Linked DNA regions of Homo sapiens: region 2 is linked to region 1. Evidence: read pairs that join two places in POLR2A ChIA-PET (ENCODE). Cell type or tissue: GM12878. All regions are shown on one strand.

The links. ChIA-PET counts read pairs that join two places held together with the same protein. Peaks named below come from ENCODE experiments on the same cell type or tissue, not always from the same donor. Only the 100,000 strongest peaks of a DNase experiment are listed, where the experiment ranks them.
Region 2: POLR2A ChIA-PET joins it to region 1 with 10 read pairs; 3 of 35 experiments call an interaction of 5 or more read pairs at or near these places.

Annotation. Positions count from the first base shown.
Region 1 is chr1:59,431,868-59,434,367 of GRCh38, reverse strand. The region is part of intron 5 of FGGY (FGGY carbohydrate kinase domain containing); the gene reads right to left. Among named protein-coding and RNA genes, the nearest start is that of FGGY, 140 kb to the right of the region's middle. In GM12878, no CTCF peak of the experiment used is centred here; a DNase peak (open chromatin) is centred at 1,517; H3K27ac peaks cover 542 bases.
Region 2 is chr1:59,353,674-59,356,173 of GRCh38, reverse strand. All of the region lies in intron 4 of FGGY (FGGY carbohydrate kinase domain containing), which reads right to left. Among named protein-coding and RNA genes, the nearest start is that of FGGY, 58 kb to the right of the region's middle. In GM12878, no CTCF peak of the experiment used is centred here; DNase peaks (open chromatin) are centred at 592 and 1,253; H3K27ac peaks cover 931 bases.

The DNA.
Region 1 (2,500 bases):
CAAAGCCACACAAACCATTCACTTACCTCCCTCCAGCCCCCACTGGTACAATGAACCACAGAATCTGACTTCCCAATTTTTTTCATACTGTCATTCACCATATATTTACTGAATACCTTCTAGGTCCTAGAAACTGGCAGAAAAAGACACAAAGTCTGCCTTAACTGAACTTACAATTTGGTGCCCATGAACAATGATACTGTAGAGTTTTCTTGGGTGCAAAAGGTATACTGATAGTAAATCATACTAGGGAGTTTAAGCCTTTTGAGCAGATTATCTTATTGTGTTTTAATAATAATCCCATGGAGGTAGACAGGACAGGTAGGTTACTCTGTTTTGAAGGTAAACAAATCAAGGATCAAAGAAGCTAAGCATGTTGTCCAAAATGAAACAAATAATAAATGGCAGATCTTGAATTCATGTCTCTGTCACTAACAAAAACACTGCAAAGCAGGGAAGGGTTAACTCCATTTGTGTAATAAGCCATAAAGTTTCCTCCCTAAAGCATGCTACAGATCTAGAATTTAAAAAGGAAAACTGACATCCAAGCACTAACCAGCACGTGGGTAACGTAACCTACACTGGCTTAGACGGTGGGAAAATCATGACAACGGAGCTGGCGAAGAATGAGAAACTTGAGTTTCCAACAGAGTTCTCATTGGGCTCTATGTGTCACCAGTGACACATCTGGAAATAAAAGAGAGAAATCAGGAAACAGAATGCAGCCCCTGCTTTGCCAGGAAATTTACAAAAGCATATTTTTGGTTAAGGCAAAGAGATTTTGCCAGGTGGTACCATGCCAGACAGATGGTCTCCATGACCCAGTAAGAGCTGCTCCAGAGGGACCCTCTCTGGTATTCCCCGTGAAGGCCTGGCACACTGAGATCATTGCAGCCACCACCACAGGCAACCTGTGCTCCAGACACATGAGGCCTGGAAAATACATCATCATCTTTGAGAGATCCAGCAGCCTGAACAATTCTGAAAATGCCCTTTTCGGATATGAACACTACTCAAGGCTCCTTGGCCTTCATTTAATTTAAATCAGTGGTTCTTAATCAGGGACATTTTGTCTCCCAGCAGATAGCTGGCAATGCATGGAGATATTTTTGGTTTATCTGGCTGCGGGTGGGGATATGTGCTACTGGCAACTAGTGGGTAGAAGTCAGGGATGGTGCCACACATCCTGTCATGCACAATGGGACAGCCCCACAACAAAGAATTATCTGGCCCAAAATGTCAATGGTGCCAAGGTTAAGAAACCCTGATTTCAATGTCTAAAACTGATGGATACGCCCAGCCTTGGAGCTAGGCTCTACAGATACAAAGGTCAGTTGGATATGTCCTTTTCCTCAAGAAGTTCTGAATCTTGTGGGAGAGGTAATCATGTAAGGAAATAACTGGCATTTAGTGTGACTGGATTGAAAACTACCCACAGTCTAGTGGTGAGCTCTGAAGTAAGAGAGCTCCCAGTCAGAACGATAGCTTTGCCGTTTACTTATTAACTATGTGACCTCAGGCATGTCACTTAGCCTTTCAATCTCTTCTGAAACTAGGAATGGGAAATTATGATACTGATACTACTCCTACACCTCTTCTTCCTACTACTATTACAGCTTCTACTAGAGAAACACCACTGTGACTACTACTAGAATTGCTGCTGCTGCCATTACTACAGAGGTGGAGTACCAGACAGACAGGAGGCACAAAAGATTGGGAAGCAGAGATATTTACAAACTCTGGAAACTGCCACTAAAGGGGAAAAACTTTTTTCTGCATACTCATGACAATTTTTACATCACGTGTGTGAGGGATTTTCCCACACTAACCAATACTCTAACTCTTCAGAAACCAACCAGGTGTCCCACAATTCAATTCTAAACTAACTACCTGGAGTAAGGGCAGATCACACAGGTTAAGGCTTCAATCCAAGACTGCTCCCATTTCAGATGCCAATCAAAAGTCTAGGCCTTCCATACTTCTGACTGATCAGCTACATACTGGAGGTTCCCATAACCCCCTTTTTTCAGGTTTGATAATTTGCTATAATGGCTCACAAAACTCAGGGAAACACTCTACTTAAATTTACTGGCTTATTATAAAGAATACAAATACAAATGAACAGCCAGACAAAGAGGTACATAGGGCAAGGTATGTGGGAAGGGGTGGGGAGCTTTCATGCCCTCTCCAGGCACCTCCACTTGTTCACCAACCCGGGAGCTCTCCAAACCCCATCTTTCAGGGATTTTTAGGGATGATTCATCACACAGGCATGATTGCTTATTAACTCAATCTCCAGCCTCTCTCCCCTCCTGGTGGATTGGGTGGATGTGGGGAGTAGGGCTGAAAATTCTGAGCTGCTATCCATCACATGGTCTTTCTAGTGACCAAGTCCCATTCTGACCAACTCCCATTCTGAAGTTATCCAGGAGCCCAAGAGTCGCCTCATTAAAGCAAAAGATGCTCTATCGCTTAGGAAACCCCAAGGGATTTAGAAGCT
Region 2 (2,500 bases), 78 kb after region 1:
GGGGTAGGGCTGAAAAAGGAAATGAGTGTAGCAGGCTGGGTGAGGACTGCTGCAAAATGAAGAATGCCGACCCCTTCTAAAGAAGGCAGCCCCTATTCAGCTCCAGCCGTTCCCTTCTGCATGGAAGTGTGGACCCTGTATTGCCAAGTTCTTTCATTATTTATTCAGGAAAATAAATAATCTGAATTTTCAGATAAAATTTCTCAATTTTTAAATATTGGAAACTAATTTAAAATTGTTTATTTTTTTTTTCCAAGCACATGGTAGGTCAAACTAAACCTGATTGGGGACCAGATTCAGCCAGTGGTCTGCCAGCCTGTAGCCCTGGCAAGTGGGAAGAAATGAGTGCCCTTTAAAAGCAGGCAGTGAGAGGCAATAGTTAGATCCCAGGAGCTGGAGGCAGACTGGACTAGGTGAGAATCTGGGCTCTACAACCTACTATTGTGTAGCTTTGGGGATGCTACTTAAGTCCTCTGAGTCTTGGTTTCCTCATACTGCCACACAGATACAGTAAAACAGCATGCTGTTACACTGTGTCACTAAAGGGCAGAGATAAAATTCTGCCTGTGAAGTCCCTAGCATGTTGCTTTTTAGGAAAATAAGCCCAAAAAGAAAAAAAAAAAATCCCTTGCTCAATAATGAAGTGTTGTCAACCAGAAAGGTTAGCTATGACTACAAGCTTTGAATGGAAAATTACTAAGTAATAAAAGCATGAGCATTGTGCTAAAACAGTAGCAAACTCTTCCAACCATGAACAGTGTACCAGTATTAATGTTTTCTTGTGTGTATATGGCCAGTCTTTTTTTCCATACTGATAGTTTCTTTAAACAAATGTATTTATAAGACTGTTCATTAGTCTTCTAACTTTTCTTCCCTTTAACATTACAGTATGTAACAAACCTGCACGTTGTGCACATGTACCCTAAAACTTAAAGTATAATAATAAAAAAAAAACAGTATGAAGTTTGTTGTTGCTATACAAATATTTACTATCTACCTAGCACATATGCCAGAATGATTTTTTTAAGGTCATAAAACATACTGTGTCACACCCATGTTTAAAGCCCATCAACCATTTCCCACTGATCTTGGAATAAAACTCAAACTCCTGCCCCTGGCCTCAAGGCTGCATGCAGCAGCCTTTGCCCACTTCGCCAAACCCCCTCCTACGCCTCTGTGCCTTGCTCATACCCTCCTGGCCCAGCTGACCTCCTTTGCTGATCTCATGAGGTGCTTTCCTCCCCCACAGTGAATCTGTTGCTCCTCCTTCCTATCTCATCATTCAGGTCAAACAAAAACTCCCAAGAGAGGCCCACACTCGCTATGCCAAATCTGTTCATCTGTGTTTTTCCTTCGTAGCATTTTCCAGAAAACAAAATTACTTTGTGTGTGTCTATTTTCTGCCTCTCTACACTAGACTCTAAGTTCCCAGAAGCCTACCCCAGGGCCCTTATCCCACTCATTCACCTTGGCATCTCCAGCGCCCAGCAAAGTGCCTCTCACACAGGAGACACTCAGTATTTCTTAAATGAAACAATGAAGCTACTGACCATTGTTCACAGCCTCAGATCCTCCCGAAGCCATCACCCACAAATTTCTTCCCTAAACTAGTTTATGCAAAGCCTGCAAAGCAAACGCTGAAAGAGGCAGTAGAGCAAAATGGTGATAAGCCCGTACTCTGGATGTGAAATGCCAAAGTTCAAATCCCAGCCTTGCCACTTATTAGCTGAGTGACCTTGGGCAAGTTGCTTAAAGTCTCTGTGCCTGTTTCCTCATCTGTAAAAGACAATAATTAGGCTGGGCACAGTGGCTCACACCTGTAATCCCAGCACTCTGGGAGGCCGAGGTGGGTGGATCACTTGAACTCAGGAGTTTGAGACCAGCCTGGGCAACATGGTAAAACCTCATCTCTACAAAAAAATACACAAATTATCTGGGCATGGTGGTGTGTGCCTGTAGTCCCAGTTACTCAGGAGGCTGGGGTGGGAGAGCCGCTCAAGCCTGGGAGGCAAAGGTTCCAATGAGCCAAGACTGTGCTACTGTACTCCAACCTGGGTGACAGAGCAAGACCCTCTCAAAAAAAAGAAAAGAAAAGAAAAATACAATAATTATAGGGTAGCTGTGAGAAATAAATGAATTATCATGGGTAAAATGCTTAGAAAAGTACCAGATGTATTAACAAGCACTACATACGCTTTAGCTCTTATTTTCATCTATTTTCTTGTTCTGCTCTTACTGCTTGGTTGCTCTGTATCTTTATTCTTTAACTAGACTGTAATTTCTTGGTGGCAGAGACCACTTCTGGATTCCCACACTGAAAGTGCACAGGTTCCCATAAGGTAGCAGATGAGGGAACAGAGCTAATGGTGTGGCTCTTGACATGGGTTTGCTTACATAGTATGAGACCACGAGTAAGTTATTTAACTTTTTTGAGCTTCAGTTTCCTCATCTGGTAATATAAAAAGAGATAATATCTGTCCCACAGACTGCTGTAAAGATT